3 separate regions of the Homo sapiens genome follow, and regions 1 and 2 are each linked to region 3. A link is a loop called in an ENCODE intact Hi-C map of the cell type or tissue named here. Cell type or tissue: endothelial cell of umbilical vein. All regions are shown on one strand. Each heading gives the region's core, and the rest is flanking DNA. Links, peaks and the distances in the headings are about the cores only. Region 1 has its middle 7.5 kb from the start of TPRG1-AS1. Region 2 overlaps LPP (LIM domain containing preferred translocation partner in lipoma). Region 3 overlaps LPP (LIM domain containing preferred translocation partner in lipoma).

Evidence for each region. Peaks named below come from ENCODE experiments on the same cell type or tissue, not always from the same donor. Only the 100,000 strongest peaks of a DNase experiment are listed, where the experiment ranks them.
Region 1: it touches region 3 in a loop (4-fold over the local background); 5 of 110 quality-filtered maps call a loop at or near these places.
Region 2: it touches region 3 in a loop (2.1-fold over the local background); 2 of 110 quality-filtered maps call a loop at or near these places.

The regions. Positions count from the first base shown.
Region 1 is chr3:188,950,113-188,960,090 of GRCh38, reverse strand. No RefSeq gene overlaps it. Among named protein-coding and RNA genes, the nearest start is that of TPRG1-AS1, 7.5 kb to the right of the region's middle. RefSeq lists silencers at 2,597-2,891, 5,257-5,551 and an enhancer at 2,407-2,941. In endothelial cell of umbilical vein, for the core only: a CTCF peak has its summit at 5,274 (motif pointing right); a DNase peak (open chromatin) is centred at 5,320.
Region 2 is chr3:188,447,306-188,457,283 of GRCh38, reverse strand. The region is part of intron 4 of LPP (LIM domain containing preferred translocation partner in lipoma); the gene reads right to left. Among named protein-coding and RNA genes, the nearest start is that of LPP-AS1, 120 kb to the left of the region's middle. In endothelial cell of umbilical vein, for the core only: no CTCF peak of the experiment used is centred there; a DNase peak (open chromatin) is centred at 4,753; H3K27ac peaks cover 2,172 bases.
Region 3 is chr3:188,503,659-188,513,636 of GRCh38, reverse strand. All of the region lies in intron 5 of LPP (LIM domain containing preferred translocation partner in lipoma), which reads right to left. Among named protein-coding and RNA genes, the nearest start is that of LPP-AS1, 60 kb to the left of the region's middle. In endothelial cell of umbilical vein, for the core only: no CTCF peak of the experiment used is centred there; a DNase peak (open chromatin) is centred at 6,216; H3K27ac peaks cover 794 bases.

The DNA of each region.
Region 1 (9,978 bases), core at 4,326-6,825, 450 kb before region 3:
TACTCAACATTCCTGTGCCTCCCTGAGTAAAGCAACAATAATGATAGTACCTGCCTCATAGAATTGCTATAAGGAATCCATTCAATGAATTAATTGTTATAAATCCCTTGGAATAATGCCTAGCACATAAAACATACAATATAACTTTTTTAATAAAATAATTTTTAAAAATCACTACTTTGAATTGCATTGCATTTTACATGTGGCAACTCATATTTCATCCGTATAAGAAGAATGATTTTCATTTATCCAATAAGAAAACTGAGGCTCATAAAAACAAATGCAGAATAAGAACTCGAGCAGGACATACACTGTTGTAGAAGTTGAGCCCAGTTCTGTCTTATTTAAGGCATGCTTTCAGTTCAGTAGGCACCCTTTCCTTATGATATCTCTGGCCATTTTAACAGGTAGTTCTGACTATAGTGTATGCTATTGGTCACCTGATAGACAAGAGTTATGTAAAGTCACAGTATCCTCAGTATTATCGGAATAAGCTTTCTCTTACCCGGTGCTCACGAAAGCAAAGGATTTTAGTCTGGGTAAAGATGAAAGATCTATGACATAGTGTGACAGAAAAAGCCCCAGTAAGGAAGTTGAAAAAAGTGAATTCTGGCCCTGGCTCAACCACTGGCTTCTGTGATATCAATAACTAACATGTACTGAGAGCTTACTCTGTGCCATCTACTGCATTTATATCATTTAAACCTCACCACAAAACTCAGGCACAGATACTTTTATTATGCCACTTTTCAGGTAAGGAAACTGAGGTTTAGCAAAGACAAGTAACTTATTCAAGATCAAATTGCTTTTAAGTGGTATAATTCATCTTAATGATCTCAAAGGTACTTTCCAACCCAGTCCACCTATAATTGAGTGAGCTCTTGCCTAATCCTCACTCCTCTAGAGGGGTGATCCTGTGGTTCTAGCCAACTTTAAGTCAAATCCCAGGCACCTCAAGGCCTCCCAGGATGCCAGTGTTGAAAAACTGGTGAATTATTGCATAATGTGGGGTTTTACAATCATCGAAAGAATAAAACAGAAAAGAAAAATTAGCAAAAGGTAAAGCCTTAAATCTTTCCCCGTTCATACATTTCATACCTTTATTTACAAAGTTGGTAATTGTGAAGTTCATTCCATTTTGTATTTTTCTTTCTTCACTTAAAATACTATCATGAACAATTTTCCTTATTGATAATAGTTATATTTTAGAATTACAGAATTTGACTATGAAATTTTCAAGGTTCATTTCTAATTCCAAAAACAAAGTCTGGCCTGTTCTTATTTTTTTGGACTTTTTTCCTTCATTCCAACAGAGTCATTGTAATTACTACATGAGTGACGAGCAATAACCACCAAATGATACTTGGCCAAAATATCACAATAAAATGATTACCTTGTTGCTAAATATTTAAGTTGCTTCTAGTGTATTTGGCTAAAATATCACAATAAAATGATTACCTTGTTGCTAAATATTTAAGTTGCTTCTAGTGTATTTGCTATTACACATAATGCTGCAATGAACATCTTTGCACAGCATATTATTTCTATAACATGCATTCCCCAGAAGACAAGGCTACAACGAGTGTGTCCATGTTTATGGCTTTTACATTTTGAAAAAGCAAGATGTAATATTGATAGTGTCCACATATGGCCCTACACTGTTCAAATCTTAAGACATCAAACATTGGATCTTGTTCTAGATCCTGAGTGACTATTACTGAATTGCTAAAGTGAACAAACATTAATTTAACAGAGGGTTTGAAAGCTGAATTCTTGGGGCCTAGTTCAGAGACAAAGCTTACTTACTGTCAAGGGGAAAAGGATCTGCGGAAAGTGCCTGCAAAAAGGAGACTTATGGAAATAAAAACGGATCTTACAGGAATTGTTGAAAGACCAAATCCTCAGGAGATTAGCACTCAGGAGATATTAAGTAAACCAGTTTTCCTGGATCTCACTCTGATATCTGAATCTTAATACTAAAGAAATACTTTCACCTATTACAGTTCAGTGTCAGCTAATCAGAAATTTTGGCTAAAGCTAGGAATCATATAAATACATATATTTTAACTTAAGACTTTCACTTGCCAGTAGGTAGAGCCAAGGCCTCTCTTTAAGTGCACATTTTCCATTTGTGAAGCTCCATCTCATTTTTCTTGAATAAATCACTCCCATCATGCATCCTCTATTAGTTGAAGTTTCAGGTATTTTTGTTTTTGTTTTCTTTTCTTTTGTTCTTTGTAGCAGATAAAAACCTTAGAAACTTGCACAATTATTCTGGATTTTAATCTTTGTGTTATTCTTCTACAGTTATCTCATCCACAAACTAATTTTAGATCATTTTTTCAGCAATTCTTCCCTCTTGAGCCTTTCCAAAGCAATCAATTTAATTTTTATGGACACAGTCTCTTTATTTTTATACTTATATTTCATCTATTTGCATAATATTTAAATTATATAATTGCATTTACTAATAAAAGTAGCATAAACGGGTTTGAGGAAAAAATCAGCTGGTTCTTTGTATGCATCAGATTTGATTAATGGGAGAAGACAGACATCAGGAAACTAGAAAGCAGCCTACCACCCATGAGCACTTAGCATGCTATGAGCATCTGTCAGAATGTACAAAGGGAATGGAGAACTTAGGTTGGTTACCTGAGAGAGAGTTACATCTACTGAACAATTAAGTGCTCCTCATCACGAAAGAAAAGGAAAGAATGCGGACTGAATCCTGTGCCCTGAAAGTCGAATCAGCATATACCTGCTGTTTCTATGTCACCAAGAGGCTGATTCCAGGTGGGAGACTCTGGAAGATGAAGCGATTGGATCTTGAACCCAGAGCACCAGCAAAAGGTCCTGAGTTCCATAACAAGCTTTACTCCAGAGTCGCTGGTGTTGGGGAAATATTTGTAGTCATTTGGTCTAAGTTCCCTTGTTTTAGAATTAGACAATTTGACTCTCACATTTCTAAGGTTCGTTTTTAATTCCAAAACAAAGTCTGGTTGTTATCATTCTTTTTGGCCTTTTTCCCTTAGGTCCAATGCAGAGACGATGACCACTAGGGGTCAGACTTTTTACATTACTCCTCTTGAAAGAAGGAACCCAAGTCTTGGATTTTTTAACTGGGGAAAAACTAGAGAGGTCGTCTATCCTGGTAAGTAATGCTTCATTTAAACTCATTCAACATGTGTGACTATTATATTCTTAAAGATTTCTAAGAAATAGAGGTTTCATGATGCTCCCTTCCAAGGAAGTTTTTGATATCTAACCTAGATCCTTCAAATGTAATTTCAATCTATTTCTTATTTGTGATGTCTCAGTGGAAACTATTAATCATTGACTATTATCCTCTGAGTAAGAAATGTATTTATCTGAGCATGTATCAGTTCATGTCTCATTTCTCTAGCTGTCAAATAGGGGTCTAGGACTAGAATCACTTTTTCAATTAATAGTTCAATAAATAAGCAAGAAAAATAAGGTTCCAACTTAAATAACTCAAAATCAAACTGCCAGTCAATGGCTGGGCCAGGATTAAAATTGGGTTTTACATAACTCCAAAGTCCACATTGTTCTCACTAAGAACACTTCTTGCTGTCTCTTACTTAGTGCTCCTGCTGGCCTCTGGCTACTTGGGAGAACCATCGGCCTTTTCATTTAAAAAAAAAAAAAAAGTGAAAGTGGGGGATGAAGAAAGAGGGTCCCCTCAAGCTGTAATGAAGCAGTCACTTCCTTGGTCATCTAGACCACTGCGGTGATGGGCTGAAGTTAGCTCAAGAAGCCATCGGCATCTCTCAGTGCAGGTTTTGACATGAAATGGCAACATTCAGGCTTTGTAGAAGAAGCTGAAGGCAGTAAACTCCAAGCCAGAGTAAAAATCAAGTGTGTTCTGATGTGTTGGATCAAAACTTGGGAACCTCATGTGCTCTATCCTACCCCTGATAACAGCTGCAAATGTTTGTTTTTTTTTCTCTAGCATCTGGCCGGCCCATGTGTAAACAGAATGAAGAGTCAGCATGGGGAAAGAATCTGAATGCCCCGTTTCTCAGCCTCTTAAGGATACAGTGAAATGGGACAGGGTCTGAGTTAGGAAACTCTTTGAAATTACACGGAGATTCAGGCAGCAGCTCCCAATGGCACTATAGAATCTCTCACCTATAAGTCCCTTTTTATGCAAGAAAGACAGTTAAACAAAGGTAGTGTTGGGTAGTGGTAAGAACAGTGGATTGAGAATTGGATGACTCAAATTCCAAATGAGGCTCCTATAATAACTGACCGTGAGCCTTTGGGAAGACTATTCTTTCTGGGTCTCATTTCACCATCTGAGTTATAAGATGGCGGAGTCTTCTCTAAGGTTTCATCCAGCTTTACTTTTCAACTTTTTGGCATAATTCTAGCTGTAAAACAGGGGTCTAGGACTAGAATCTACCATATTGCTATGTTTATTCAATAGGTATATTCCTAGCTACTGTTTCTTCCTTTGACTAAATGACACTTTAAAGGTTATATCAACTCCCCCAAATCTTTTATGTCGCTTTACCTTGTCTCAATCCTAAACAACAAGTTAGGACTAACATCAGTGCTAAAGATAGAATTCAACCTATCAATTATTGTTTCTGTTCAAAAGCTAATTATTTAATCAGGGTCTTCCACTTGTTCAAAATTATAAGCAGATTAAGTGCTGAGCATGATTTTTAATGTGAAACATATGACTTTGGTATTCAAATGTACTTTTAAAGTTTTCAATATCTTTTCAATTTCTAAAAAGTAGATCAGAGTAAAATTTTTTTAAAGTAAAGATACTATTAGCTTTGATAAATGAAGTACAAACTAAATAACATATTATGAATTTGTAAATTCATATACAAATATACCTTGAAAGCTAAGTAAAGAATGTTGACTTAATTTAGCAGGCAATGAATGGAAGAAGGTTTCTAACTGAAGGAGTAATTACAATCTGAGACTAGAAACTGAGTTATTCCAAGAAATTACTCTTTGTAACCCAGCAATTAAACCTCTCAAAGAAGGCAGAATTCTTAGTTTTATGCCCATTTCACTGGATTACATTTCCCCTCTTTAAATTCTATTTTTTCACCACATCGTGATCCTCTTAAGAAAAGTTGTCAAAGAAATGGAAATAGAAGGAATGAGAAATAAAAGTCAAGAAGACATTGTAGACTTGATCTGTCTTATTTGGAGCTTGTATTTAAACAGAGGTACTTTTCATCCTTTCAGAGTTCCAGTTGGCCCCACTTCCAAGATGGCTGAGGATGTTGGCTCCTGCTCCATTCCAGCAGAGGGCGCTCTTGGAGCAGGATTGGGGATGGCAGTGGGAAACTGGGAGGACAATCTGAGCCTCATTCACCAGCCACTTAAGTTTGGTGTGAATCTGAGTCCTTCTGGACTGACCTAAAAGACAGCTCATTGGTCCGTGCCTTACAGAATTCTATTCATAGTCTAGTTAAACTCTGATGAAGACCCCATTTTCCAGCTCTACCTTCTCTGCTTACTGTAGAGAAAAAAGTGACTAAATTATCCTCAAGAAATAGAAAATAAGTTAAGAAATGTGACATCTGGGCACGTGCACAGAGGAGCTACTGAGGACTGAGAAATCAGGAAAAGGTTAGCCAAAATAGGTGTGTGTGAGAGATGTCAAAACTGCTTAGCAAAATCGCCTGTCTACTTTCTACCTCGTCTTCCAGAAGGGAATTCATAAATTTTTTTAAAAAGTAGTAGCAATATCATGGGCAGAGCCCAAATAATGACACAAAATGAATCTTGTACAATTGGCCCTTTGTATCCATAGGTTCCACATCCATGAATTCAACCAAGTGTCGATGAAAAATATTTGGAAAAATAAATGGAAGGTTGCATTTGTACTGAACATGTAGAGATTTTCTTGTCATTCTTCCCTAAATAGTACAGTATAACAACGATTGACATAGCATTTACACTGTATTATTATGAGTAATCTAGCAATGATTTAAAGCATATAGGAGGATGTGCGTAGGTTATATGCAAATACTACACCATTTTATATGAGATACTTGAGCATCCCTGGATTTTGGTATCCTCAGAAGATTCTGGAACCAATCCCTCAAGGATACCAAAGGATGACTATACTAGGAATGAATAGCTGAAATCCATAAAGGTTTTTGAGCTCAAGAATGATGTGAGCAAAGCTTAGCAACTGGGTTGCCTAGCAAAAGATTTATCCATTGCAACCCAGGGACTGAGCTCCAACTTGTAGCAAAAAAAAAAAAAAAAAAAACAAAGAGCACCAAGGAGCAGTGGAGATCTGGGCTGTAGCCCTAGCTCCAAGACTTCTTGTCTCTGTGTCTTTGGCCAGGTTCCTTGGGTGCGTCTCTTCAAGCCTCAGTTTCTCTGTCCATCAAGTGTGGGAGCTAAACCACATAACCTGTCAGATTCATTTCATATTTTACATTTTGAGTCTGTGCGTTTGTAGCATATTAGAACAGTAATTTAATTTTTCCTCAGGGAATCCATGGAAGGCAGGTTAAAGGTAGCTGACCATTTATTATGTCATTCTTCAGTGAATAGACATGTCCCTGAGGGAAGAGAAGAGCTCTTCTCAGAGACTTCCAGTCGCATCCTTCCCTCCAATCGACATATGCCCTCCAGTCATGAGCAGTGGGGGTGTGGTGTGGGGCTAAGGGTGAGGAAGAGAGTATCTATTTCTTAGCTGGTTTATGGAATCCAAGGTGGAAGTGGAGTTTGATCAGTCACTCAGTGTAGACTGACTTTGGGGCAAATAGAAAGCGAGCACTAGAAGAAGCTTAAGAGCTCAACTGCTCTTCCCTATCATTTAGTAAATGCTAAAATGTAGATCTCAAGGCCACACAGTAATTGGTAGAATAAACCTGGATTATGGTGTTTTTATAGGCTAAATGTAACCTCCAGCATATAACCTCCTCACTTACTAATCCCTATATCTCTACCAGAACTATTTAGATTTTCTCCTCCTGCTCATCACTAGATTTTTGCACTGCTTAGAGATGATCACAATCTCTTTGATCCTTCTCACACAAAACTTCACCTCATATATAGGAGCAGTAAGGTAATAGTTTCAGTGGAATCTGCTGTCTCTTGTGATGCTCTGAAATTTGGATCTTTTGCCTGAACTAACATCTTAGGAGGGCTTCAGTCAGTTCACCATTCGTAAGTGGATTTATTTCTTCATTTCGTGCACTAACTTGGGTCCAAGTGAACCTTTATTTATTTATTTACTTACTTACTTATTTACATAAACCTACTTGAAAAGATATATGAGGAAGCTTATAATAAAAATCACAAGTATTTTTAAACCCAACTATAAAACAGGAGCACAAATGCAGTTATACTTAAACCTAAGTAGATCCACCCAAATTTTTAATGATTTTTTTTTTACTATATAAGTTCACTGATGAATTTTCCATCTGAAACTTTATATAAAGCAACTTAACAGATGCTATCTTTATAACACCATTATAATAAAGGCTCTTCTATGTACCAATGTTACAGCAAACCTTGGTAAGTGTCGGAGGTGTACTATCAAGTTGTACTTTGAAGATAGAGTTCTGGGGCCTCCAAGCCATGTAGTCCTCATTGATATAAAACTTCCTGAAAATTTAATAGGAAGATACAGACAGATTTGAAATATCTTGAGAAATAGCTAGTTTGCAAGAACCCCTATGCAGTCTTTCGTTTTGTTTTGTCTTGTTTTGTTTTTGAGACAGAGTTTCGCTCTTGTCACCCAGGCTGGAGTGCAAGGGCATGATCTCGGCTCACTGCAACCTCCGCCTCCCGAGTTCAAGCAACTCTCCTGCCTCAGCCTCCCAAGTAGCTGGGATTACAGGTGCCTGCCACTACGCCCAGCTCATTTTTGTATTTTTAGTAGATTCAGGGTTTCGCCATGTTGGCCAGGCTGATCTCAAACTACTGACTTCAGGTGATCCGCCAGCCTCGGCCTCCCAAAGTGCTGGGATTACAGCCGTGAGCCACTGCGCCTGGCCAGTCTTTTCAAATATTAGCTCTCTCAGCTGAACTAGGAAGTAGACAGCAGACACGTCTAGACAGAGGTCGCTGGCCAGGCCCTAAAGTGCAGATGTGCTGTGCTGTGGCCTAAAGAAAGATACCCAGAAAGTTCTTCAGACCTGCTAGAGATCGTGAGGCTGCTCAGGCTTCCTCCCTAAAGAACAAGGTCTCTGGACTTGGCTTTGTGTCTAACAAAGCAGTTACCGCATTCCCACCTCTTCCCCTGACCCAAACACACACACACCCTCCACACACACACGTCAATATGACAAGCTGTTTCCTCATGTTCTTTAGTATAGAATCACAGCATATTAGACCAATTTGCTGTTTAACCCATCTATTTAACAGATGAGAAACTGAAGCTCAGACAGAGGGGAGCTGCCATTTGCTTACAAGGTGACAGACCCCAGCTCCCATTTCTGCCCCTCCATGAAACAGTGTCTCACTGAAACACACTGTGGGTCGTGCCATGCTCCTGCTCAGTCACCTCCACTGATCTCCCATAACCCTCAAGGGAGTCCAAACACCCCAGCCTTGGCATCAGAGCCCTCCACAGAATAGCCTTATTTGGGTTTCCATCCCAGTCTCCATGTTCTTCTTCTTGATTGCTGGCGAGTGATCTCCTCAAAGGTCTCCTGCTCCCACGTAAACAGACCAGACTCATTCGCATCTCCATCTCAACATGGATTCTCCTGCCCATTCCCACGTTCTGAGAGCCTGTTCTCAGTGAACTGGGATGTCCAGAAACGAAGCAAGGTCATAAAATGGCTTCGCATACCCTCCACGTGTGCCTCTTCAGAGCGTCAAAATCACACTATGGCTTATTTTTACTTTTAATAATATTTTTGTGTGTAATTAGCAAGGACTCTGAAAGCCTCAGCCCCCTCCTGTGTGGTAGGAATGGCAAATACGCCCATTTTATAGGGGAGATGAAGGAAGTGAGACCCAGTGCTGAGAAAGGGCATATGATTCATGTTTCAGCAAGCAATGAGTCAGAGGAGGAGACGTCGACCCAGGCTTCCTGATGCTGAAGCTAGAGCTCCATTCACACGGCTGGGCGTATTGCCTCTGTTACTTCCAAATGCTTGATATCTTGTTTAAAAAGTCAACAAACACTCACCCCAACAGGCTGACTTTTGAGTAAGTTTTTTATTATGATGAAAAAGCACAAGAGACCTTATCTTTTCTGACCTCTGAACAGAACCTAGAATGTTAACTACATAGTTTATAATAAAGAAGCTTCAAGCTTTCCAAGTTGTGATCCTCTCCTAAGGCAACTGTGTAAATAGAGGCAATTCTGAAAACTTGGACTGTCAAAGAAATTGGGCAAGTCTGGCTGGGCGCAGTGGCTCATGCCTATAATCCCAGCACTTTGGGAGGTTGAGGCAGGCAGATCACCTGAGGTCAGGAGTTCGAGACCAGCCTGGCCAACATGGTGAAACCCCATCTCTACTAAAAATACAAAAATTAGCCAAGCATGGTGGTGGGCACCTGTACCAGCTACTCGGGAGGCTGAGGCAGGGGAATCACTTGAACCCAGGAGGCAGAGGTTGCAGTGAGCCGAGGTCATGCCACTGCACTCCAGCCTGGGTGACAGAGCAAGACTCTATCTCAAAAACAAAAACAAACAAACAAACAAACAAAAAAAGAAATTGGGCAAGGCCAAAAGTCCAGTTGAGGCTGGAAATGATATATCGCACCAGCTGTGTTCTGACCTTCTCTAGTGTCTGATACCTATTTCCAATATCCAGTGGCTGTTCTACTGTTTAGGGGCTGAGAAGAAGGGGTAGGATTGTGGTAAGTGATTTCTCTTGTTGGGTCAGAGCATTTTGAAATCCTGGAAAGGCTTGTCAAAAAGAAAGTGGTCATAGGTCATTCTGCAGTCCTTGAGAGAAGAGGAACAAATGGTAGCCTGCCTCCAGAAAAGGAGTGAAAAGGGTAGGGCTGAGA
Region 2 (9,978 bases), core at 3,372-5,871, 55 kb after region 3:
AGTAGGAAAAGATCTTAATGCCATGGCACCTAACTCACACATTTCTGAAATGTCTCCTTTGCCAGATCTCCCAGGGATGGTACTGTGCAGGGTCAATGTGAAGACGTCAGTGCATTCTAAGAAACTCTGCTCCATTTTTGAGCAGGACCAGATTCTGGGGATGTTTTCACTACTCTGTCTATCACCCATGTATATTCTAAACCTGAATTCTTTCTAATTATTTTCAAAAGATTATCTTACAGATGTAAAATTCTGTGACTCTTTCATAAATTTCTGCTTTGGATACCAAATAATAGTCATGGAGTTTCTGAAGAGTTAATGTCACTATCAAAGCCACCTAACTTCTACAAGGAGTGACTCCAGCTCTGGCTAGTTACCTCTTACCCTTTCCTGAAAAGACTCAGGAACTAAGTGACTGTCACAGCCTCAATATAGCAATCTTAAAAGTAATTATAGACTATTATCCTGTCACTCCACGCATTTATTTTTCCTTGCACTCTTAGAGTTGAGCTCCTTTTCTTAAAAATCGACAGGCGTTTTCTAATGCCTCAGCTCCATTTGTTTAGCTGACTTATTTGCTCGAGGTGCTCACACTCTTCTTAAACTCAGAAGCCGAGGTTGACTCTGCCATCAGTGGCAAAAAGAAACGCAATCCTTCTTGGAAATATTTTCACGCCTTTAGGCATACCTACACACACCAATCCTCACCTGACTCCCCTACCCCAAACCCCATTCAGAATTAACCAACTGCCCAAGTCCAGCCAAAAGGCATCTCCCACACTAAGCCTCTGCTGATATCTTTATCAAATGATTTGTTCATCACATTCTTATAGTAACATACCTGTGTTTCTTTTATAACGTTATCGCTCTCTATGTTACAGTCATATCTACTTAATTATAAGGTCCCTGTTGGTGTAAACTGCTGTGTCCCCATAGCACCTTTTCAGATATTTTAAACCATGACTAGAAGAAAAACTGTACTTACACCAAGATCTAATGAGCACATATGCATGTACACACATGCATAGCTGAGAAGTTTCCCCCAATAATCTTTATACGTAGTACAGGGTTTCTAATATGGTGTCAATAAACGCCAAATGAGGTCAGGCCCATTGGCTCACGCCTGTAATCGCAGTGGTTGGGGAGGCGAAAGCAAAGAATCATTTGAGCCCAGTGCCAACATGGACAACATAGCAAGATCCCATCTCTACAAAAAATAGAAAATTAGCCAGGTGTGGTGGGGCACACCAATAGTCCCAGCTACTCGAGAAGCTGTGACAGGAGGATTGTTTAAGATCAGGAGTTTGAGCGTGCAGTAAGCTATGACTGCACTAGTGCACTCAAGCCTGGGTGACAGCAAAATCCTGTCTCTAAAATAAACAAATAAAAAAATTTTTTTTTAAATGCCAAGTGAATGAATGAGCCATGAACAAAAATAGATTTACCGTTTTACAACCACATTTGACAATTACAGTTCTCTTTGTTCCCTAAGTAAAAAGACCCTCTGCAAAATTCTGAAAAAAACCAATATTCTCTTTATAGGGTAAGTACTGAGAGCTGGTTTTACCATATCTAGAATAGGTTACAGTCATTTTTTGCCCAAAAATATTCACCAACATTGCCCTTCTGATTCTGTAATCAGTATATTATGATAGAGTTCATTTTAAAATCAAGTACCCATACCTACTGTTTTCAATCACAGTCTCTGTCTCGCAGAGAGCAAGTGACTGATAAAATAGCACTGACTCAAATGTCACACATGATATCAATTACTTTGCCAATCAAGGAAATTAAGGATATGACTACACTTCTTCTGAGTGTGTTTTATTCACTCCAAACATTAATTAAACCCTATTATCAGGGATGTGTAAAACCTCGGCTTCAGCTTAAAAATAAATCACTTTCTCCTGGGTGTGCGCATATTCTATTTACATGAACCTTTTAATAATCTTTTTGGGAATAGAAGGCAGTGAATCTGGTCAGTACCTTCTCTTTTTTTAATCCTTGTTGGTGCTTTTTATGTGAGCACTTTGCTAGTCCCCAAATATTACTATTAATAATAGCCTTAAGACTTCATCAGGCTCTCAGCTAAAAATTTTTTCTCTGTAAACTGTCCAGAAACCATGCAACTTGACAAAATAGCACCTGTGTTATCTATTAAACTATCTCCCACTCTAATTGGCCCTAGAGCTATGATTCTATTCTAGCTCAGATCTTGCAAAGACAAACATAAAAGCACATATTAACAATGTATGTCATCTCACTTGTATAAAGGATGCTTCTCCAAATGCTCACTACACTAAGTTGGCTTTCGAATAACATTGTGAACACCTTCTAAAACTTTAGATAAGCAGGTAACTTGATGTGGTTTATTCTAGTCATGGCTTTGTGTCCCCACCCAAATCACATCTTGAATTATACTCCAATAATTCCCACGTGTTGTGGGAGGGATGCCGTGGGAGATCATGTGAATCATGGAGATGGTCCCCCCATACTGTTCTCATGGTAGTGAATAAGTTTCATGAGATCTGATGGGTTTATCAGGGGTTCCCGCTTTTGCTTCCTCCTCATTTTCTCTTGCTTCCGCCATGTAAGATGTGCCTTTCACCTCCCACCATGATTCTGAAGCCTCCCCCAGCCATGTGGAATTGTAAGTCCAATTAACCCTCTTCTTCTTCCCAGTCTCGGGTATGTCTTTATCAGCAGCGTGAAAATGAACTAATACATAGCTCATCCTTGCATAGAATGCATAAAACTGGAGTTGTTTTCCAATAATACAAATTACAATTTTACATCTGAATTCTTCCCAAGCAGGAAAGATTTAGCATTCAGTTTATCTCAAATCGTAAATTTAAAGTCTACAACAGAAAAATCCTTAAAAATATTTAAATCCTAAAACCTATAGAAATGAGATATGTTGGTTTTCCATGGATGAAAGTTACTGAGGAATATCATAGACCACACTTCTCAAATACCATCAACTGAGAAAGCCAGTAGTTTCAGGCTTATATTGTTAGCTCTTGCTTACCTACAGCATTGCACGGCAGTTACAAGCATAGGCTGTGATGCCACACTGCCTAAGCTGGTGTCCTGCCTGTCACCTGCTAGCTGCCTAACCTTGGACAAGTTACATAATCTTTCCATACCTCACTTCCTCATATGTAAAGTGGGAATAGTAACTGTACCTGCCTTGCAGAAATTTTATGACAGCCAAATTAAATAAATGCAAAATATGTCACACAGTGCCTAGGATATGCTAAGTATTCAAAAACATTACACCTTATTCAAGCACCCTGCCTTCAATCATACTACATAAGATAGACATATATGGAATGAGAAGAATGTAATAGGATAAAAAGAGTATGGCATTTTAGGTTAAAATGTGAGTTAGAATCTCCACAGTTCTACATGCTATATTTGTGGCCCAGAGCTGTTTAAACGAAGTCCCATCTCCTTATCTGTAGAATGCTAAGAAGCCTAACAGAAGTACCCACAAAATTAACAGGAACTCAGAGGAAATCAAAATAACTTTCAGCTAAAGAATCAGGGGAGACTTAATAGGGAAGGTACTATTTTGATAAATACTATAGAATAGATTTGTGGAAGTAGAAATATTTAAAATGTATTCTGGACTGAGAGAACCATTCAAGCAAAGACACAGAGGAAGGAAAGCATGGTGTGTTTTCAGAGAATTAGCACATGTTCTAACCTGGCCAGCAAAGAGATTGTAAAGGGAAGCAACTGGCGCTGAGGTGAGACAAGCAGATCCCGTCGGAAGGAGATCAGCATTTCCTGGCCGGATTGGGACTTATTCCCCCAGGCATTGTGAACACATTCAAGATTGTTATTGTCCATGGATAGGATCCGGTCGGTATCATACAAGGAGCTGAGCACAAGGTGAAGAGTGTTTAGAAACCCCAGGTCTACACTCCAGCCTGGGTGATCGGAGTGAGACCCTGTCTCAAACAAACAAAAAAGCCCAGTCCTACAGATAAAGGCGTCCTAGAGATAAAGGCTTCCAGAGTCCATTAAGCATCTAGCCTGTGAAAAGCCAAGGAATCAAGGGGGCACGATGCCAGGGTTGGCAAAGATGGGGAAGTAGATTCATACCTGTATGAATCCGGAACCTAAGGAAGGAAGAAAGAAAGAGTCAAAGAGAAATGACGTGACCAGGAAGTATCATAAACATTCAAGAGGAAGAGCAAGAGATAAAACCAAAGAACCCGAGAGAGGTTGGTCCACCTAAGAAGGCATCTCAAACAACCAGCTACAATCTGCTTTCTTCACACCAGTAAGAACCATGGTCATGTATGGCCATGTGGGCTGACAACTTAAGAGGTGAATCTAAAGCTTAAAATAAAGAAAGAAACAGCATCAGGGGCAAAATAGTACGAGAAAGAGATATAAAAGATTTAAAGAGGGAATACAATATGACAAAACAGAGATTCTTCACAGGATACAGAATAACTCCATCGAAACAAGACAAGGAGAAACCAGGTTGTAGTCTCAGTCCCAGGATGTGAACTACTTGCTTTATATGAGATGGCCACTTCATGCCTCAAAAATTAGGCAGAAGCCAGTAAACAAGCATCCTGTCAACACCAGTCATTCTTCTCTCAAGACTTTAAGGTTAGGGGGCAGAAGTACTGAACGGAAAGCATTAAGTTCTAAAGGTCTGGAAGTCAGGAGTGGAGGAAATTTTCCCAAGTCCTTTCTTATTTGTCATTTTTCCTTTTCGATACACGTCACTTAAATGAGAAGAAGAGGACTCTATCATCCCTCAACAACAACAATAATAAATTCTTAAGGAATTGTGAAGCATCTTAGCTGACAATATCGAATGAGCAAACAATAGCCTGACTTGTCATGCAGCAAGTGAGGCCTTTCTGGGGAGAAAGGAAACAAGAGGAGGTGGGGGCCAGTCAGCCGCACAACATGCTCAGAGCCCACACGCTATCAGTTTTTAAAGCACTTCTTCACAGACTATCTGCCCTTGAACAACACATAATATAATGCTCAGCTAGTGAAAGAGAAGGATACGGAGGGATATTCATTGATAACAGTGAGGAAACTTAATTAATGTTAACGACACATTTCTTGATGGGAAGACTTAAAAATTTTATCCTTAGTTCTACTGGCCCCTCTTGAAGAGGGTGTCAAACAAACTGTAGCACCTTCAGAGAAAGGCAAACAGAAGGTTAAAAGAATCTGAAACCAGATTGTTAAGTACGGCTGTTTCTCTCTGAAAACACACAAAAAAACAAACCAAGGGAGATGAGTGTACAATAGGGCGAGCCCCTTACCTATTTTTTCGGCCTCATCTCAAACATCTCCTAGTGTTCTGTCTTGTTCACTGTCATATTCTAGAGCATAGTAAGCACTCCATAAAAATATGTTGAATAAATGAATAAAAGTCCTCAAAACAACTCTGGTTTCACTATCCCTCGAGGATGCCACATTCCCTCTTGCCTGTGGATCTCTGCACACATTATTCTCTCTGTCTGAATATTCCTCCTACTGCTTTACCTTATCCTCTAAATTTTCTGTCTTATAGCATCCCCAAAAGACACCTGCATCAAGTAAGCACACACAGATCATCTACCCCGTTATATACCAGAGCTCTTCTCCTTTCCCTTTGTAGCACTCATGATAGTTTGTAATTAAATGTTTGCTTGAGTATTTTGATTAATGCCTGTCCCCTTGACCACACTAAAGGTTCCAGAGAAACCACAGGACATGTCTATTTTGTTCACAATTTTGTTCCCAAGTACCTAGAAAAGTTTCTACAATGCAATTGCCATACAATAAATATTGAAAAATGTGAAGGAATGAAAGAAGGGCCCTGAAGTAACATCAGTAAAATGGCCTTCCTTGACAACACCACATTTTCAAGAGATTTTTTTCCCACTCAGAAACCCTGCTGAATAGCCAGTATGCCTCTCTATGACCACAGTCCCAGAGATAGCCATGACCAGAAACAGACACTTAACACTTATGAAACAAATCACTTTTCTTCCCAGTAATTTTGAGAGACTGAATCTGTTTACTATGTATGGAAAAGAAGCAGAAACCAGGAGGTACTAGTAGTTCCATACCCATCATATTAGCAAAAAATATAAAGTCATGCAATACCCCGTGCTGGTGATGGCATGAAGAAAACAAGAATCCTAATGCTTTACTGGGGGAAAGTAACCCTAGTGAAGCCTTTATGTTTAAAAAAAAACAAAAACAAAAAACAAAAAACACAGAGCCTAGTGAAACTCAATATTAAAATGCACTATGATCAAGCACCCTCCCCACAGCCACAAATCCTGAGCTAACTTCTGCCAATCATTAAGAACACATATACAAAATGCTCACGACAGTACATTTGTGGCAGCCAAGAGTTGGAGGTATATGACTACCTCACTTTGAGGTGTATCACTAACGAAATCAATCAGTGAAATACAATGGATGCACACTCTGGAAGACTCTACAGTATTACAAGTAGTAAACCTCCTAAAGGAGCTGCAATGTAAATAGATTTTTTTTTTTTTTTTGAGACAGAGTCTCACTTTGTCACCCAAGCTGGAGTGCAGTGGCGTGATCTCGGCTCACTGCAACCTCTGCTTCCCAGGTTCAAGCAATTCTCCTGCCTCAGCCTCCCAAGTAGCTGGGATTACAGGCGCTTGCCACCATGCCCAGCTAATTTTTGTATTTTTAGTAGAGAAGGAGTTTCACCATGTTGGTCAGGCTGGTCTCGAACTCATGACCTCAGATGATCCACCTGCCTCGGCCTCCCAAAGTGCTAGGATTACAGGCGTGAGCCACCGCACCAGGCCTGTAAATCGATTTTTGAAAGATTATGCTGATCATATAGATAAATGTGAATTAACATAATTATTTAAACTGATGAGCAATAGTACAGCAATAGTTCCTAATCTATGGGCAGGGTATATATTGGAGATACTGCAAAGGTCCTGACAATTCTATGCCTGCTCACTGAGCATTATTCATGTATGTGATTAAATATATTTCACACATATTTGTATCATTTGTAAAAGTATGTAATTGTTTTCTCATCTGTAGAAAAAACTAATACCAATGTCTCAGCGCTAATCAAATTTACAAATCTAACTCACACGAATAATATGTGACATTAAATATTTACACGTTATCTATGTATTATAATTCATAATACAGGTTGGGCGTGGTGGCTCACACCTGTAATCCCAGCATTTTGGGAGTCCGAGGTGGGCGGATCACGAGGTCAGGAGCTGAAGACCAGCCTGACCAACATGGTAAAACCCTGTCTCTACTAAAAATACAAAAATTAGCCAGGCGTGGTGGTGCACGCCTGTAATCCCAGCTACTCAGGAGGCTGAGGCAGAAGAATTGCTTGAACCTGGGAGGCAGAGGTTGCAGTGAGCTGAGATTGTGCCACTGCACTCCAGCCTGGGTGACAGAACGAGACTCTGTCTCAAAATAATAATAATAATAATAGCAATATAAATGTTACTTATTTTTGAGGGGGGAAGACTATGCTGAGCAACAACAGTAGTAAAAAGAGTAAGAAATAAGATCAGATCGATAGCACAGAACCATGATCTAAAGGCACAAGGACAAAGTAGCGAAGAGTGAGATGTACAGTCAGATTGCCTGATTTTAAATCTTGCCTCAGCTACTGACTCACCAGGTATGTGAGCTTAGAAAGTTACTTTCTTTGTGTCTCAGTTTTCTAATCTATAAAACACACTAGATAACAGTCCCTGTCTCATGGAGTTTGTTGTGAGATTATTATAGTTATTACATTTAAAGGACTTGAAAGAGAGCCTAGCATATGGGAAGTGGCTGATAAATGTTAGGCATGATTATTGTGGAAATGAAAACAATAGTATATATTTCTAAAAATTCATGCATTTATAAGTGCTATTCCAAGCCCGTTAGGCTTCTGTGAGGTGGAAGGGAGAATGGAAGAAGGAGAAAGGATGAGGAAAAGAAAAGAAAGAAAAAGAAAGTCAATCAAAAACAAGAGAGAGCCTCTTCAAGGACTATTAATAAGAATTGACCATGCTTGGGGTCTTATATTTAACTCAGCCCAGTGGATCTGGTATACATAAGGGAGAAAGAGCAGAAATATTCATGGAATCATGTCAACAGACGTGCAGTAAAGTAAAAGTTTCAAAACTCCTGGTTCCAAGGACCTCAGAGCTATTGTTGTTGCTTCCAACGTCTTTTGGATTTCCTACCACACAATAAACCAACCTTGACTAGTGTGTCACTTTCTATTTTTTGCTATCTTAGTATAATCTCTGACTACGAAAGGCCCTCAAGTAGAAAAAAGTATCAGAGTTGCTCCATGTTGCTGCAGAAGGCAAAAGATTTAAGAAGGTAGAATACAGTTTAAAAAGACACATTTCTGATTCTAATTCTAAACCAGGTAAATTCCAAGGTTTTTCAGAAAAGCACGTTTCAACAACTCACTAAGATTTTTATGAACATAAAAAGCCTCAGACACACTAAGAAATAGTGCAAAATGCATTTTCTTTACAAATGTTGTTTGGGAGAGGACTACCATTTGCCATATACACAGGCTTACTTGGTTCCTCTCAGTTATAGCACAGGCCACACAAATTTCCAGAGGTGAGATTAGTCCACAGTCTCCTACCCAAGTCCCACTGAACGTCCTAGGCAAAACTGACAGAGATCGTCTTTCTGATTGGTCCCCATATTTAGCCCCACCTTGGTTGCTACAGTAAATGTTAGATAAACTTACCACACTTCAGAATAAATTAACATTTATTTAGATAGATATTTAGATAAAGATATCTAAATATAGATCTTTATCTAAATATAGATATCTAAATATAGATATCTTTATCTAAATATAGATATCTTTATCTAAATATAGATATCTCAATATAGATAGATATTATTATCTATTATGTGTTAGCTTTTGCACGAGTCATCTCAGGTAACCTTCCTAAAAACCCAGGGAAATGAGAATATTATCTCCATTACAAAGACGGGGTGAAGGAAAACTCAAAAGGGAGTTTGTCCACGTTCCCAAACCTCCTAAATGCAAAATCATAACTTGAACCCAAGACGTCTGCCAACAAGTACAATTGTTTTACAACATAACACAAATAGTCCTAATGAACATCCCAAATTTTGAATTACAGAGCCCTAAAGATCCAAATCCTATGACCCTCTTTTTACAATCCAATATAGACCCTGTTATAAAAATTATCTTTATATTTTGAGTTGATAGCTTACAAATTCAACCCACTGATAATGTTGAATAGTTTGAAAACAACCTCCAATCTACTCTTCTATGTGGTTGAGGCTTGGGAATCCACTCTGGCCCCCCAGTACAACAGTAGATAATTTGACACAATCAAATGAGAGTAAATGGTAGTAAACAAAATAGAAATAGCACTGATGGTAAATGAGGAGGCATATGTTCTTGTCCCTACTCTATGGCCATACTGCTATAGAATCCCGGAGAGTCACCTTTTTTTTTTCTTCTAAGATGGAGTCTTGCTGTGTCGCCCAGGCTGGAGTGCAATGGCGCGATCTCGGCTCACTGCAACCTCCACTTCCCGGGTTTTAAGTGATTCTCCTGCATCAGCCTCTGGAGTAGCTGGGATTACATGCCACCATGACAGGTTAATTTTTTTTTTTTTTTTTTTTTTTTGAGGCAGTCTCACTCTGTCGCCCAGGCTGGACTGCTATGGTGTAATCTCTGCTCACTGCAACCTCTGCCTCCTGGATTCAAGTAATTCTCCTGCCTCAGCTTCTTGAGTAGTTGGGATTACAGGCACCTGCCACCATGCCTGACTAATTTTTGTATTTTTAGTAGAGACGGGGTTTCACCATGTTGGGCAGGCTGGTCTCGATCTCCTGACCTCATGATCCTCCCACCTCGGCCTCCCAAAGTGCTGGGATTACAGGCGTGAGCCACCACGCCCAGCCAAGAGTCACTTTTGCTTTGGACCT
Region 3 (9,978 bases), core at 4,715-7,214:
ATATAAATAATATATTTTTAAAGTAACCCCTTACAATTAAAATAAAGGTCAATTTGCATAGATAATAATAAGGAACAATACATATATTATCTATTCATCAATAAAACAGGAACTCTAAGAATAATCACAATAAGATGAACTATTTGACAGTAAAATAGATATTTGGCACCCCCTTTTTAAGCAGCAGATCCCCTGGTAAAATGAAATCAGACACGGAAACCCATTGTATGAAACATATACAGACAGAGCTGCTTTATCCCCCATCTCCTTTAGTAATATTTCCTGAAGCAATTCTAAGAAATTAATAGTTTAAAAACCACTGCTACAGATTATCTAGGCAAGCTGTGCCATCCTAGAGCGTCACCTTACCAGTTAGTCCACACACACAGTTTAGCAAACTCTAAATGAACTGTCTTTTCTGAACTCTGTGTTTGTGCATAAAAGGGAAATACATTTATTTGAAATTTCTACATTGAAATACCTATAAAGATATCCATAAGATCATCTAGGATCATGGATATTTTTCCAGGAATCCTTTGCATAACAAAATAACATGAAATAATAAAATTGGTAGACAGAAGTTTTTAGAGGTAGGGGAGAAAAGGTTTACTTTTACATTAAGAAAACTTTCATATGTGGTGAGGGGGCTGGAGATGTGCAACAATTGTGTGGATTTATGAATCAAACAGAACTTGTCAGGTAATTTTGCTATTGATTTTGTTTTTTAAAACCTCAAGGAAGACATGTTTCTTATTTTTCATTTTGGTAACACAGGCTTAATAAGCTCAGGCATGATACATTTCAAAAGCCACTTTCTCACATTCCCCAAAATTCAAATAGTTAGAAATGTGATGTTAACTTTATACATTAGCTCATCATTTTCAAGTATTTTTTTTCTTGAACTCTTGTTTGACCCCTTAAATGTTACCAAAATTGGAAACCATAAAAAAGTATTCAATTCCCATGTCCCATATTCCATATCATGTACTCAGAGATATAAAGCAAAGCGTCATGCCATGGAAACGTACAGAGGGTGGGAACTTTATTTATTTATTTATTTATTTATTTATTTATTTATAGACCGGGTTTTGCTCTTGTTGCCCAGACTAGAGCGCAATGGCACTCACTGCAACCTTGGCTCATTGAAACCTCCGTCTCCCAGGTTCAAGCAATTCTCCTGCCTAAGCCTCCCGAGTAGCTAGGATTACAAGTGCGTGCCAACACGCCTGGCTAATTTTGTATTTTTAGATGGGGTTTCATCATGTTAGCCAGGCCGGTCTCGAACTCCTGACCTCAGGCGATCCACCCGCCTAGGCCTCCCAAAGTGCTGGGATTACAGGTGTGAGCCACCATGTCTGGCCGAGAATTTTCTTCAAACATTTGTGGTTCTGATTCTATATGTTAAATACCATTGATGAGGATGTGCAGATAAAAGATGTTTGAACAACTGCAAGAGAATCATTTATAGTTGATAAGCATAGAAAATGGAAATAAGGCTCATAAAATATTAGAACTAGAAGGGGAATTTACGTCGCTATTCCATCATTTTCATTTAAAGATAATACAATTCCCCCAAAAAGGTAAGGTAGTTTGTATAGTGAAGGGGCTGAAGTAGGACTAAAACTTTAACACCTCCCACTGTGAAACATCTTTTCCAAAACGACATCTCGTACATTTCAACTGATCTTCTTAAGAACATATAAAACAGGAAATATCCTACAAGCCAGCAATATTACTAGGCAGCTACCCAGTCCACTGCACACAGCCTGGGACATAGTCACTACTGGGAAAACAAGAGGGAAAATATCATAGCTCCCTCTGTACGGCCATTATCACAGAGAAGTGCTCAGGTTTAGAAAAGCATTTTCATATATACGATCTCATCGAGCTATTCCAGCAATCCTAGAGATTAGTAGATGTTATTATTCCTGTTTTCAAAAGAGGATAGCCCAAGGATCAGAGAGAAAAAGAGAACTTTCTAGGGTTACTCGGGCAGTAAATGGAAGAATTGGAATTTGGAAATCAAACATTTTGCTCCAAAGCTCTAGCACTTTGCATGACATTAGGAAGAAAACACAAAAGGTGAAAGGTCTTCCCTTCTAACACCAAGCAGAGATTATATGGGCCTATTAGATTACCAAAAATTAGGTCATGGCTACAATTACAATTGAAAAGCCAAGCTCTAATACCCTTTTTTGCCATCTACTTCTCCATTTAGGATAGGTTTCATTCACTTTCCTATAAATATTTTTCAAATATTCAAGACACACTGATATGAAGTTCAGGCAAGAGGGACAAGGGAGGGAGGGAGGGAGAGAGGGGAGGGAGGAAGGCAGGGAGGGAAGGAAGGGAGGGAAGGGAGGGAAAGGAAGGAGGGAAGGGAGGGAAGGGAGTGAGGGAGGGAGGAAGGGAGGAAGGAAGGGAGGAAGGGAGGGAAGGAGGGAGGGAGAGAGTCAGGTAGAAAGGAAGGAGGGAGGGAGGGAGGCAGGTAGGAAGAAAGGAGGGAAGCAGGTAGGAAGGAAGGAGGAAGGAGGGAGGGAGGGAGGGGGGCAGGGAGGGAAGAAAGAAAGGAAAGGAGGGAGAGGGAGAAGGAAGGGGAGGGAGGGAAAGAGAATGGATCAGGGGTTCTCTGCCAAGAGCTTACAGTTGCATTGAAGAAACTAGTTTATCCACAAATGTCCATATTAGAAGGCAGACTACATGTAGGTAAGACACACAAGATGTTCGAGAAAAAAGCAAAATGAGAGAGAGGAAAGAGAGAAAGTAGCTGAATAGAGAAATCAGAGAGAGCTATATGGCGACAGAATTGAGAAGGCCTTAAATGGAGAACAAGTATTTAACATATTTACAACATGAGCATAAAGATATAGAAGGAACTCTGCAATGTGCAAGTGTACTTGGCAAACACGAGTGTTCTTTAAGGTAAAAATAGAGTAAGAGCAGACTCAAAGGGTCAGCTGTGGTCAGACAATGCAGGTGTGCAAACCAAGGCATATAAGGAGATTGGCTCTTACCCAAGGTGCTGATATCTAAAGGATAAACACATTCCCCATGACGAAGGAGAGAGTGGGCAGGGGTAATTGTATCTTGGGACTTAGTGTTGATGTGGGAACAAACACATGGTATGAATCACACATATTTCAGGCTGAGCACAGACAATTTATATTAAAACACTCCCAGCAGAAATTCCTATTTTTAGGAAAAAGGTTGCCATTGATAAAAAGTGAGTGAGAGACCGTATCAGAAAGCTACTGATTTCACCTTAATCAGAAATGAACGTGATTCCACAGCACAACAAACAAGGGTTATTGGAGCACGTACACATTTCTGCCTTAGACCCAGGGAATACAATGCAACAGACTGCTATGACAAGACTTTTACTTTGCTAGGTGGAGGCTGAAGAAAGTCTAAAGGAGGCAAGGAATAATGTCGTCTCAAGCTTCACTATTCTTGTCTCAACTTAAAAATCATTTCTATACCCCAGAATTCTGCTCATGTCTCATTTCAGGCTTTCTTATGAAATGTTCCTTTTTTCAAAAAATATTCAGAGTCAAATAATAATCAAATGTCTACTATTTACTCAGTGACAGTTTAGTACCTCGTATTAAAGAAATGAGACAGGCCCGGTGCAGTGGCTCACGCCTCTAATCCCAGCACTTTGGGAGGCCAAGGCAGGCGGATCACAAGGTCAGAAGTTTGAGACCAGCCTGGCCAACATGGTGAAACCCCATCTCTACTAAAGATGCAAAAAAAAAAAAAAAAACAACAAAAAAAAAATTAGCCAGGCATGGTGGCACACAACTGTAATCCCAGCTACTTGGGAAGCTGAAACAGGAGAATCGCTTGAACCCAGGAGGCGGAGTTTGCAGTGAGCCGAGATCATGCCATTGCACTCCAGCCTGGGCGACAGAGTGAGACTCAAAAAAAAAAAAAGAAAAGAGAGAGAGAGAGGAAGGAAGGAAGGAAGGAAGGAAGGAAGGAAGGAAGGAAGGAAGGAAGGAAGGAAGGAAGGGGACAAAAAAAAATGAAAAGTTGAATTACTCACTTCCAACTTTCCTTTTCACCTCTCCCTTGTTCCAATGTGAATGTTTTTCTTTATGGGACGGGTCCACTTAAGCCGAGTTTACAGTCTCTACTGTCAACTGCAAACTCTGTCAGTGCCAAAAAGAATCCCACCTGTTGTTCAAACTTAAAGTAAAATATATGCCTAACCAGGTTAAGATAGAAAGGATTAAACTGGATGTGATGTTTGACCAAGTCGTATACTCTTAGTTTTAGTGTCTTCTTATGAAATAAGGGAGCAATAATACCAACCCCACAGGGATATTTTGGAGACCAGGTGAAATAAGGTAGTAGAAATCATGTGTCCACTAGAATGCTAAGCATACGGTAAGTCTTCTGCACATGTTTTCTGGTGGTATGTTGTGTATAAAAGAGGATTACAGGATTATACTTGGTGTGTTATAAGAGAATTTGCAGCTATTAAATAAAAAGCCCTTGGTCTCAGGTGAAGCTAGATTTTGGTGGCCAAAGATACGTCCTAAAATAAGAAAATACTGGAGTTTTGAAAGGAAGCTAGCAACCTTTGAGGACAGAAGCACCTTCGATATCCATGAACATAAGATTTTCCTAAGCCCCCTCCTAGATTTACCAAATCTAAACCTTTGAAGGCAGGGCCTAATAATTGGCATTTAACAAACCCATCGGCCTCACCCCAATTCTTGTCCATGCTAAATTTGAAATCTGCTGGCCTAGAATTTGGTTGCCAGTTGCTAATCCAAGTGCTAACAATAACTGGAACAATTTAATTAAAATCCCACAACTCTGAACACATTAAAGAATTCTTTACTAATGTATTCTAACCCAATTCCAGGGGACAAGGAAAATACTTTTCTCTCATTCGACAGTTTCTGTGTTCTCACCCGCAGTGCCAACAGAGAAAACACAATCTACTTCACTTCTCCTCATCTGTCGAAATGGCAAAGACGTTTACCACCTCGAAGGAGTGCGAGTTTCCATTTACTGGTGTTAATAAAGTCTTCTGAGTGTTCTCATAAATCAACTATAAGTTGGCATTATTCATAGCACCCTGTTGGAGCTTAATACATATTCAATTAAAAAACAATGACAACAATACAGCAATATCCACAAATTAGCATTAATTATAGCAATGCATTATTCTCACCCTACTGCTACAATTTTGTCTAGGCAGAGCTGTTTATGTCTGGAGACTGTATAGTCCCTTTCATTAACAAAGGGCAATATTTGCTCATTGGTATCAACATTTCCTCTAGTAACATTCACATCACACCTGCTTCAAAGTCCTCATTTTTTTCCAAAGGATTCTTCCATTTGCCACATACTAGGACAGGAAGGATATGTATTCTCCCTGAAGAAAGTCACAATCCTGCCAAGCATCCTGGACTCTTCTCTTTCCCATAAGCCCCCTCTTTCCAAATTGCTTTTGATTCTTGTTCCCCTTCTCCATGGTCATGGCCACCACCTTGGTTAAGGTCCTTGTCTGCCTCAATGGACCCCTGAAGGTGACTCCAAGACACTCTGTCATCACCATTTCTGATCACTTGAGTACCACTATGTTATAGCAATCCATCTAAATACAGATCAAATCATTTTATTTACTAGCATAAAAGGCTCTTTATCGTGTCCTAATGATATAGCCTTAGATTGGAAAAATCTCCCAAATGCCATCACAACTATTAAAGAAAAATTATTTATTTGAATTGGGGGAGTAGCTATAAAGCAGTCAGGGAAACTTTTACCAAGGACAGAAACTGAAGCAAAAGGAACAGCTTAAGCAAAAAGCTGCAAAGCTATGTGTCTCTTTATCTTAGTTCAGGTTTCAGCCTTTTCCAGGGGGCAACGATCTGGTAGTTGGCCAAGTTCCCCACTAAATATGAAAGAACATCACCATTCCCTTCCCTGCCTTCCCCACCTCCGCCACCCATCCGCGCTTCTCTGGGGCACCACAGCTTATCTTGCTATACAAGGTTTTGCTGACTCTGGTCTCCTGTTCTGCATGAGCCTTTCACATGCATAGTTGAGGTTGAGGAATCTGTGCCTAGTGGGTTTGAGGTTTCATCAAGAGAAAAACGGGAAACTTATGTGATTTCACTGAGTAACTATTTTCACTACAAAAAAAAAAAATTCCCATATTTATTTTTTCCCCCTTTCGAAATGGCACTAAGGAAACACATGCCAGACTGCCATGAACAGAGGCTGTACTTTCCAAACAGTAGCAAGGACTAAAAATAGAAAAGCTTGATTTGCTCAAGATGTATATAACTTCCTCTCCCATTTCCTCTCCCCACCACCCTGAGTCAGTATACAGAAGCAGTGCACAATGAACCCTTTGCATGCTTACAACAACCCCAAAAGCATCAAAAGGGTGATAAGTATACAGACTTCATAGTCCTTTCCCAGAGAATTCCTATTGCACAGTCGAAGAAAGAATAGATCAATCAAGCCACAAATATCAATCAAGTAGCTATTCTATCTTCTCGCAATAAAATAAAGGTTATGGGCCGGGCGTGGTGGCTCATGCCTGTAATCCCAGCACTTTGGGAGGCCGAGGTAGGTGGACCACGAGGCCAGGAGATCAAGACCATCCTGACTAACACAGTGAAACCCCGTCTCTACTAAAAATACAAAAAATTAGCCAGGTGTGGTGGTGGGCGCCTGTAGTCCCAGCTACTTGGGAGGCTGAGGCAGGAGAATGGCGTGAACCCGGGAGGCGGAGCTTGCAGTGAGCCGAGATTGCGCCACTGCACTCCAGCCTGGGCAACAGAGCAAGACTCCATCTCAAAAAAAATAAAATGAAATGAAAATAAAGGTTATGGGTGATACAGAAATATGGGTTGTGATCCTGCCTTCAGGCAATTGCTAAAATAAATGAACAAGAAGGTAATGGAAAGAGCAGAGGCCTGGGAGTCCAGAAATCTCTAGTTGTGGTTAGGACCAGCTCTCCTAGTAACTGTGTCACCATGAACAGTTCACTTAAGAAATTTAGGCTCCAGTTTCCTCATCACAAGAAAGGGCAGAGGGGTTAGGACCATGTCAAATCTGGTGCTCTACGATTTGTGATTTTAAATAATTTCTACAAGTCTCCCATGTTATTTTATGATTCTGGCTTATAAAATAAAGTTTGGTGGCAAGATTAATGTACATGCAATGATTACATTACCCCACAAAAGGGTATATATTAAGTGGCAGAAAAAATCAAACAGCATTAATAAATCTATTTATTAACTGACTCATAGTAGCCTTTACTCTGAACCAGCAGTTGTTGGATACTCTACATTATCTTAATTAGTCCTCAAAATAACCTTCTAAAAATTGTTATTAATATCCTCATTTTTGCATGTAAAGATGGGAAATGCAGTGATAAGCAACAGAGCAGGGTTTCTTAGCCCTAAACCCTGGGCTCATGCCACCACATCACATGACTCAATCAAAAGACTGAGGATGCAGAGAAGAGAGAGATCAAGATGATCCAGTTGTCAGACACGTATGAGTAAAATAGTAGAGTTAGGCTTCTAAAAATGAGGATATGAGGGTTCATCAGGTATTGAGAAAGACACAAGAAAAATTGGCTTGGCATATGAAGCTGACAATGACGATATGAGCTTCAAAAGAGCAAGGACTGTATAAAAAGGACAGTGGGAGATACAGTGTGCTACATAGGATGAGGTAGGTCATAGAGTACTCTGAAAAATAAACCAAGAGGAGAAATTTAATGTGGAAAAGCCAAAGGAAGAAAATAATATTTTTTAAACCACTAAGTGGTTACAGATATGCAGTTGGAATGTGAAAAAGATAGAATGAAGGCAATGAGTAGGTTGTAACCCAGAAGATATGAACTAGGATGATGGGCAAGAAAATAAAGAGATTGAAATAATCCTGTAAGCCTTGGTGATAGATATACAAAGAAAGCAAGATATATCATCAATGAACACGATTTAGTTGGCAAGACTAGAAAATATAATGGTATGTCTAACAGAATGTAAGCCTTTGAGTAAGATGATGAGTAGAATTAGGGATACATTGAAAGTGAAAAGGCAGGTGTTATCTATGAAAAGATCTCATGGATAAATGAAACAAAACTTGTCAAAGGAAAACACAGTACCAAGTCACAAGCAGTTCAAATAATTAGATAAAGAAAGATCAAAGTTGATCTTATTAGAGTAGTGACATCTACTGAGAGAAAACGGAAGGTCAAAGTGAGAACTCTGAGTGGGAACCTAAATTTAGAGACAGGGAGAAAGGAGGAGGGGGTGGTAAAGAAGGGAGAAAAGGAATAGTTGCAGGCATGGCAGAGGAATTAAGGAAGTTAGTTCTGCTTAGTAAAAATCGAAGGAAGTGAAAGGGATTCTGAGAATATGGCAAAGCAGGAGGCACCACAAATCTGTCTTTCCACCTAGACAACGATTGCACTGCCACCATCTATATCAACAACTTATTTTGGAAGTCCAGAGTCTATTAAAGGAGTCTACTTTCTGGAGGGAAGCTTTAGATGGTAAGTTGTGGTTAATTTAGGTAAAGTTTACATCTCAGCACAATAGCAACTACCTATACCCCACCTCTTAGATCCTTGGCAGGCATCTGTGCACATGTACTTGAAGCAGCTTGCATACAGCTTACATGATCCAAGCTGGGCAAAAAGGACCTGTCTTCCATATATCAAGGATCTGTGGACTGAACATTAATTGCTGCTTTTAATCACACACATAAAGAAAAAGGGGCAACTATCATTAGTGTTGCCCCTCTCACTCCAGCTGAAGTGACTTCCATGGGACTCAAAAGGCCAGTCCTTTTTTTTTTTTTCTTCCTTTATTTTTTACTTTTTCTCATTTTGGGAGACAGACCTTGATAACCAGGGCATTTGAAAACAACAGAGGAAATGAGAAAGTCATGGCACATAACCAGGGAAACATGCAGGCTCAGAAAATACTTAAGACCACAAGTTAACAAAAAAAGCTAATACTTAGCACAGAGACTGGCAACAATAACCCCACAAAATACAAACGGTAACAGTAAACCTTGGGGAAGAGAAAAGGTCTGATTTCCAGGGCTCTACATTATTAGTTTCAAATATGCAATTTTCAACAACAACAAAAAATCAAAAGACATACAAAGAAACAGGATAGCACGGTCTATTCAAAACAAAAATATAAACCAACAGAAACTGTCTCTAAAAAAGACCTGATGGGGGATCTACCTGACGAAGACTTTAAAACTACTGTCTTAAACATGCTGAAAGAACTAAAGGAAGCAAGGAGAAAGTTAAGAAAACAATGCATGAATAAAATGGGAATATCAATACAGAAAAAGAAAAAAAAGCAATTGTGGAAATGAAAATTACAATAACTGAAATAAAAAATTCACTAGAGGAACTCAAAGACAGATTTAACAGCAAAAGAAAGAATCAGAAAACTTGAAGAGAGGTCAAAGTAAATTAATTAGTCTAAGAATCAGAAAGAAAAAAGATTGAAGACAGGTGAACTGAGCCTAAGAGACCTGTGGGACACAATCAACTATACCAAAGTATGCAGCATGGAATTCCCAGAAGTATGAGACAGAGAGAAAAGGCAGGGACAATACTTGAAGAAATAATCACCAAAAACTCCCCCAAATTTGATCAAAGCCAAGAGTATAAACATCCAAGAAGCTCAAAAAAGTACAAGTAAGATGAACTCAAACAGACAAATAGTGAGGCACCTTCTAATTAAACTGTCAAAAGACAAAGACAACCGGAGAATTTTGAAAGTTGCAAGAGAGGTGACTCATCACATACAAGGGATCCTCAATAAAATTATCCGGTTTTCTTAGCAGCAGCCTTAGATGCCAGAAAACAGAGGGCCAATATATTCAAAGTGCTAAAAGGAAAAAAAATTATCAACCACGAATCCTACATCTGGCAAAATTTTATTTTAAAAGTGAGAAAGAAAATCAAAATGCCAG